Linked DNA regions of Homo sapiens: region 2 is linked to region 1. A link is a contact called in ENCODE Hi-C or POLR2A ChIA-PET data. All regions are on one chromosome and are shown on one strand. The core of a region is the stretch at or near the end of the contact, and the rest is flanking DNA. Distances in the headings are between cores, read along the strand shown. Region 1 overlaps DIRC3-AS1 (DIRC3 antisense RNA 1). Region 2 overlaps DIRC3 (disrupted in renal carcinoma 3).

Evidence for each region. Hi-C counts contacts between places; a loop is a spot of excess contacts on that map. ChIA-PET counts read pairs that join two places held with the same protein, here RNA polymerase II (POLR2A). Pooled maps may share reads with other maps.
Region 2: a map of Caco-2 shows a loop between it and region 1 (19-fold over the local background). The contact joins two enhancer-like sites. A Hi-C loop is called at or near these places in 1 of 168 maps with a recorded cell type or tissue (Caco-2), 3 of 37 single-sample maps with no recorded cell type and 4 of 50 pooled maps. POLR2A ChIA-PET finds 5 or more read pairs at or near these places in 2 of 52 experiments (A673 and OCI-LY7).

What each region holds. Positions count from the first base shown.
Region 1 is chr2:217,312,247-217,316,177 of GRCh38, forward strand. All of the region lies in intron 4 of DIRC3-AS1 (DIRC3 antisense RNA 1), which reads left to right. The region is part of intron 12 of DIRC3 (disrupted in renal carcinoma 3); the gene reads right to left. Among named protein-coding and RNA genes, the nearest start is that of DIRC3-AS1, 31 kb to the left of the region's middle. Within about 2 kb of position 2,010, at least 3 of the 41 ENCODE cell types and tissues checked have a DNase peak (open chromatin) inside an H3K27ac peak, as active enhancers do.
Region 2 is chr2:217,436,052-217,439,916 of GRCh38, forward strand. All of the region lies in intron 3 of DIRC3 (disrupted in renal carcinoma 3), which reads right to left. Among named protein-coding and RNA genes, the nearest start is that of DIRC3-AS1, 160 kb to the left of the region's middle. Within about 2 kb of position 1,465, at least 12 of the 41 ENCODE cell types and tissues checked have a DNase peak (open chromatin) inside an H3K27ac peak, as active enhancers do.

The DNA of each region.
Region 1 (3,931 bases), core at 760-3,259:
AGAATAATAATAGGAACTGAAATTCGCTCATTTGAGTTTCTCCCTACAGAGTAGGTAGATTCCCAACAGGGTACCTAGTATATGTTTGCTAAATTAATGAATGAATACGTGAATGAATAGATAAGTGAATCAATGAACACATTAAAGAATGAATCAGTGAATCAATGAATGAATCCATCATTCAGTCAATGAATCTTATTCATCTTCTTCTAGATAGGCTTATATCTAATGGAGTGAAACAGCCCTGGACTTGGAATAAGAACCAGGGTTTATGCTTAATGTATTCCTTGCACAAATATTTACTGAGCACTTGAGCTGTACGCTAGGCTCTCTGCTACTACCATGACATGAAAGAATGCTAGAGCTATAGTGCAAAGAAGACAAACTTCCTCTTTTGTGAAGAAGAGGGAAGACACATAATAAATAATAATAATAATAAATATTAGTCCAGATAGCCCAAGGGTATGCAGAATTGGATAGGTAGGTAGGGATTCTTTTATAGAGGGAAGTCAGGAAAGGACTCTCTGAAAGTGACATTGGAACGGAAATCTGCACAACGAGGAGGAGCAAAATAAAAGCCTGGGGTAAGAGCACTCTAGGCAGAAGGTACAGGAAGTGCAAAGGCCCTGAGGCAAGAATTGGCCCAAATTGCCAAGGTAGAGAAACAAGAATGTGCCACTGTACCTAGGACAGGCAGGGAAGGGGAGTGGGGTGCCATATAAGGTCAAAGCAGTAGGTGGGACTTCCTTATTTTACCTGATTATGAATTGGGACAATAAGAACAATAGCTCATAGCTGTTGAGAGTTTACAATATGCCAAGCATAATTGGACTGTCTTACTTAATCATCACAACAACCCAACAAGACAGGCAGGGTGATATTCAAAGTATTTCACCGCTGGCATGTCACAGGCACCAACCAATCAGATAATGCCAGCCTCAACTATCCTCTAGCCATATAAGTATAGACAGGCTTGATCTCGGGTACCACTATTTCTCCCACTTAACTGGGTTAGAAAGCTGAGTTTAGAGATGGGGGTCAACACCTCAGAATTATACAGCTGTCCATTTTACCACAAACTATATGTTGAAAACGGCAAGTAACCTACCTCTTATAAATGCTGCTTAGGCAGCTCAGGGAATTCTTTATGTAATGTGAAAATAAGTGATGTGGGGATTTACTATCCATACTATAGAAGAAAGGGCACTATGCCAGGAGTATGAAATCATAGAACTACTCCAAGTACGAGACTTTGAGGAAATTGCTTTACCTCTCTGGTTGTCAGAAAACTTCTAGCCATGGGCAGTAAATGCGGGTGCTACTGGCACCTTGTGGGTAGAAGCCAGGGGTGTGGCTAAACATCCCACAGTGCCCGGACAAGCAGCACTACAAAGAATCATCAGCACTGGGTTGAGAAATCCTGCTATCAATCCCAGAGAGGTAACAGACATTGTGAGGTATGACGTTAGGGAGTGGTGGGGACTACAGCAAACTTCAGAGTATGCACAGTACACTTGCTTTCTAAAGGCATTTCATATAAAAAATAATTTGTAAACTTTGTGGACTGAAGAGAACACATCTTCAGGCCAATTTCAGTCTTTTATGGCCTTAACCAGATTATGTTGCCCATAATTTTCTTTAAACAGATGAGGATAAAAGTCTCTTAGTCATGCAGGCATGTGTTTGTGTGTTTGGGAGGGGAGGAGGGTGTAAACATATATACATGCACACACATATATGCTGTTATACACAAACACATTGGCGAGAAGATTTAATTTTAAAGTGTTTTCAGAAAATGAGGCCCTCATCCCCCTTAGAATCCAGTCCAGGTTTTTTCAATTCTGTAACTAACTTTTCCCTCCTTCAGTTATACCAGCCCCCTTCCTCTTGTTCTGACTTTGGCAAAGATGAAGCCCAGCTGCTCTACTCCACCCATAAGAGGAGCTTCTGGTTTTAGTTTTGGTCCCTTCCTGTTGCCTAAAGCCCTTGGGAACGAGGCACCCTCACTCACGTTACTCCTTTAGCCTGTAGAGACAGATAGGCTAGAAGAGACAGGTCGGCCCCACGTTTACGATGTGTCCACAGAATTATTTATGGTTTGTTTATCCACTCAATGTGGAGCAATTGTGGCCTGTGACTTTCAGCTCCAGGGTGCATTAACAGATTTAGGGGTAAATTGGCAGTGTCAAGCTGCATAGTTGTACTGGGCTTTTCAGCCTCTCCCCATAAAGCAAATATAGCAATAATCCCAGACACTCAGGCACAGTGGCATTTCTAGAGAGACACCAATGACCCCATTAGTCGAGAAGCTGTGGGAAAGCCTGAAACAGGTGAGAAAGCGATGAAATTAGGAAAATGAAGTTCTCTGATCATCAGGCTCAGTGGATGGGTGCAAGTGTGGCAGACATGGTACAAAAGATGTGGACCATGAATTGGCACCATGATTTCAAGGTACTAGAAAACCAAAGTTTGGTGGGGCACCAAGGCAAAGTTTCTAAGGTCCTGTGGGCATCAGTGCATACTGCTGGAGGGTCAGTTCTGCATCAAGGAGATACATTTCTGCAATGATATAGGCATTTGAAAACCCTTGTACACTACAAACAACAGGATTGATGGAAAAGTAGGATAGGAGATTCTATCCAAAGCCTACCTAGGGACCAGAGCACAAACAAAAGCAATCACTGGGCGCTCAGTGTCACTGGACATTAAAAATACACAATGACAGTTGGTGGACATGTTGGCAGCCCTTCATTCAGAGCAGGTCTGATGGGTGCTGGGCAGTGCTGATGATAATGGAGATCTGAGCTGTTGGGTCTGCTCTTAAGGTGGCCAAAGAGCAACTGCAATTTGCCAGCAAGCGTCTGGGGTGAACTTCTTGAGGAAGAAGGCCTGAGTGCAGTGAAAACTTTTTAATTTATTTTCTTCCTTCTTCCCACTGTTCCATGTTATACTGATATTATTCACCCATATGTCAATGGTATACATTAATTCACATTACAGAAATGCTAGCAGTAGCAGAAGAGTCCATATGAGACAAGTGTATGGCCTGAGGCCCTGGGAACTAAAGCCCGAGTGCCTACAAGATATGCTCATAAGTTTCTAGGGCCCTGAGTGGTTTCCAACAAAGAGCCTGGATTTGACTTTGAGGCTGACAGGTAGAAGTTAAGCATGCAAAGCCTTAAGTAAGTAGTCTGTGCAGTGACCCAAAAGCTCAAAGGAATGGTGGGGTAGTGATATGGACAGGAGGCAGGGAAAGACTGGGAGGAAGAGGGCGGGGTCCTTAGCAAGGGCTCCACTCTCAAGCCTAGACCTGTGGGTCTAAATGACAACATACCTTCCTGTTTTCCTACCCAAATGTTGTCTTTTCCAAAACCACCCTGGCCCACTGTGCCCCCTACCCTGTACGCACAAAAAGTCCAAGCTCCACTGGCAGAGGAACAGAGTGGCATGACAGAGAAGGAGAGAAAAGAAGAAGCATCTGAATGTCGAGAGAAGTTCAGCCAGGGACAGTTGGAGAGGAGTTCAGCTGGGGATGGTTGAACTCCAGGGAAAGATTACCTTCCCACTGCATCCCCTTTCCAGCTCCCCATCCTGCTGAAGCCACTCCCATCACTCAGTAAAATCCTCTGCATACACCACCCTTCAATCCTTTCATGTGACCTGATTCTTCCTGGGCACAGGACAAGAAAAGAATTCAAGATGCACTGGGTGCAGGAACCCAGAAAGGCTGTCACACTGACTCTTCAGTGAGTTGTTTAACACTGAAGCCATCCAGGAATGGCAAAGCTAAAAGAAAGAGCCTTGTTTGTAACATATGCTTTCTGGGGCTCCAGAGGTCTCAGGCAAACCCTAGATGCTGCCACAGGCTGGTACGGGGTTTGTTTATGCCAAATGCCCAAAGGTACTCACCCCAGCTGCTGCACCCACTCAC
Region 2 (3,865 bases), core at 215-2,714, 120 kb after region 1:
GCTAGTGTGATTGCTGTGTTTTTCTAACCACTTCAAAGGTCATGTTCACTTATCTGTGAAAACAAGTTCTCATTCCTTGCACCCTATTTGCCTTCATGTCTCAGGAAATAGGGACGGGCAAATCACTTGCCAGGTGGGAAGAAAATAAAGGAATGTTGTACACACACCCTACTCTGAAGACCAGAGCGGAAAGGGAACCTATCTGTGTATCCCAAGGGGGCTGTGAGCAGGAGAGAAAGACAGAAATACAGCAGAGAGATGTGACTTACATGTCCTAATCTCCCCACTCCCGAGGTGAACCCCAAGATCAGAAGGAGGCATAGTGAACATTTCCAACTAGATATGGAAGGAACCTGAGAATATTTGGAGGAGGAGACCAGCGACACTGTTTCCCAAACACAGCTTAGGGGAGACTGGGAGCATCTTGGAAGAGCCCCACACAGAGCCATGTTCAGCATGGCCTGAGTGAGGGCGGAAACTTTAGCGGTGGAGCAGGAAAGTGACCAGCTAGGCAAGCCTCCAGCAGCACTGCTTGCACTCCATGGCCTGCCCGGGCTGAACAGTGGACCTAAGAATTCATAAGTGCTCCAGAGAGGGACAAGGAGGGACTAAGAGGGCCCTGAGTTAAGAAAAAGACATCACATTGCCCCCAAATGCCACTGGGGACCAGTGGTGCAGAGTGAATCAATCGGTGACTGTGATACACAGTTTAGTTTGTCCTCTGTCATAAGAATAAATATCAGATATCATAATCAGGGAAAGCACAAAGAAGAGAGAGCTTTTGAGAGCTGTTTACCTAGAATTTAAATTCTTCATGTTCACTTTAGTACCTCTTTAAATGCTCAATTCCTGCGAAAACATGTATTGTAACCCAGTGCTATCACTCTAAAAGCTGTGGTAGAAGGTGTGGAGTTTTAAGTATGGAAGAGGGTATGTGCTAAATAGAAAAGGTAAATAGAAAGCTTTTTAAAAATCTGGGTAAATGCACACACATATCCACATGCAGGATGCACAAATGAACCCTATGAGGGCTCTGACACTAAGAAACTGGCAGTACCTGGACTACAGATTCAGCAGGAACAAGTCCACAAACTGAGCAGGCAGTTAATGAGCTTAGCACCCATCATCCCTGGCTCAGAGTATGGCCCTGGAATTCTTTGTTGCAATAAAATATAAAATAGAACCTGAAAAGAAGCTTGGCTATGAGCAAGTAAGGCTTCCTTCATTTGCCTGGTCCCACAGGCTCTCTGTTGCAGTGGCGGCAAACCCACCCAGATGGGTTGTGCTCTGCAACTTCAAGCAGCCCTATCACCAGTGAGGGTGGTGGCAATGCTCCAGGCCCCTTGGGGCAGGGGAGGTAAGACAGCATGCCATCTGATGCTGCCCCCCTTGCTGACCTGGGCAGCGGGCACATTCCTCAGTTCCCTCTGACCCATGGGCTGTCCTGAACTGAACTCTGCTCAGCTCCATCCCCTCTGCTCGCCTGCTCCCTGCAGAGTGAGCCCGCCCCTTGCTGGCTAGGCTTTCCCTGCCTTATTTGGTTTAAATTACTTTTTTGAACTTTGGTCTCATTATTTTTGGACCATCATTTGGTCTGGAAGATTTTCTTTCCACGGGTTCCTTCTGTTCTTCCTTTTCACCCTCTTGAATGTGCTTCCCAAGGCCTCTTTTTGCAGTTTCTTTTGGGTGGTTTTTATTACCTTCATGCATCTAATCTGAGTAGGGAGAAGCTCCAAGATCATTGTTATCTTCCCGCTTGGAATCCTGCTTGTTTGGTTGTTATGGGAGCTCCTCCATTTAAAGGGCTGGGGAACTCTGCTTCTCCAGGAGCTCGTGACCCAGCTCCCAGAATGGCCTTTTCCAACACAACATGAGAAACCAGCTTCAGCGGCAACCCTGCAGGGCCACAACCCATCCTCACTCTCGGAAACAAACCCATAGATCTGGGGCCGCCCCTCTAGGCACACACCTAAAGATACCATGGCACTATTTCTTTCTCTCCTCTTATAGCAAGAGTTTGATTTTGTAGTTGAACTGGTTTGGATGGTTCAGGCTGCAAGTAACAGAATATATCTCAACTGGCTTGAGCAATTAAGAAAACATTATCTCCTATAACAAAAGTCTATGGGTAGGACAATTCTGAGGCTGGTGAATTCAAAGCTCACAGACATCAACAAGGCCCTGGTTCTTTCTGTCCTCCTGCTCTAGCACCCTCATGTATGGGCTCGTCCTTGGGTTAGCTAATCTACTGGTGAAACGTGACTACCATAGTCTTACCCATTGCTATGGTCTGAGTGTTCGTGTCCCCCGCAAGTTTCTATGTCGAAACCTAACCACTAATGTGATCATATTAAAAGGTGGGGCCTTTGGGAAGTGATTTGGTCATGAGGGTGGAGCCTTCATGGTTGGGATTAGTGCCTTTAAAAAAGAGGTCCCAGAGACCTGTCTTGCCCCTTCCACCATGTGAGGACACAGTGAGAAGCACCATCTATGAACTGGGAAGCAGGCTCTCACCAGACATTGAATCTGCCAGTGCCGTGATCGTGGACTTCCTAGATTCCAGAACTGTGAGAAATAAATTTCTGTTTTTTATAAGCTTCTTAGTTTATGGTATTTTGTTATAGAAGCCCAAAAGACCAAGACACCCAGACACCACAACATCCAACAGAAAAGAGAGCTCATCTATTCGCACATGAATACACCTTTCATGGAAACCCTTCCATGGGATAAGGCCTTCTCTCACATCTTATTGCCCGTGCCCAAACCAATTCCTATCAAGAAGAACAGGACCACTATTGACTCGGATCAACCATAAATAAAGTTCTGGAGTTGAAGAGGGGCTCCATCTTTCCAGAAGTTCATAACTTCACAGAGGAAGGCAAAGGCCTGAACCCATCAGTAGGCCTTTTAAAAGAGAGGAAAGGGGGAGTGTGTTGATAGGTAGACTCACAGCTCTGTCTGCTACCCTGTAAGAGAAAATCCAGATTTCTGCCACAAAGTTTCTGTTCCTGTATTTCTGATTCACCCTACTTCTCTCCAGTAACTCTGATGTTTTTTGTTTTCTAATGTCTCTATATTTTTTATGTCTCCTGAGGAGGCAGAATATTATAACAATTAAGTACTTGAATTTAGAGTTAATTAATCCTGGATTTGAGGCCTAGCTCTACCATTTACTAGCTGGGAGCTTTTTCAAGTTACCTTATCTCTCTGGATTTTTGTTTTCTCACTCAGAATAGCAAATAATAATAGCAACCACTTATATAGAGATTACTATATACCAATCAGTCTCCTAAGTCTTTGCATATATCAACAGATTTAAGCTGCACAACAACGCAGTGAGATAAATACTCCTACTCCCCACTTTTAAAATGAGAGAGGCTGGGTGCAGTAGCTCATGTCTATAATCCTAGCACTTCAAGAGATCGGGGTGGGAGAATCCCTTGAGCCCAGGAGTTCAAGACCAGCCTGGGCAATGTAGCGAGACCCAGTCTCTACAAAAAACAAAAAACTTAGCCAGGAGTGGTGGTGCACACCTGTGGTTCCAGCTACATGGGAGGCTGAGACAGGAGGACTGCTTGAACACCGGAGGTTGAGGCTGTAGTGAGCCATGTTAGTGCCACTGCACTCCAGCCTGGGTTAAAGAGCATGACCTAGTCTCAAAATAATAAATAAATAAACCAAGGCACAGAGAAGTTAAGTAAGCTGCCATAATCACACAGCTTGTGAGGAGCAATGCTGTGATCTAACACTATAGAGTCTATGACCCCAATCACTTCATCATACTGCCTCTTTCCCCCGCCCCCCACCCCACCACCCAGGAGTTTAAGAGTGGAGATTTAATAGGCAGAAGAAAGAGAAAGGAAAA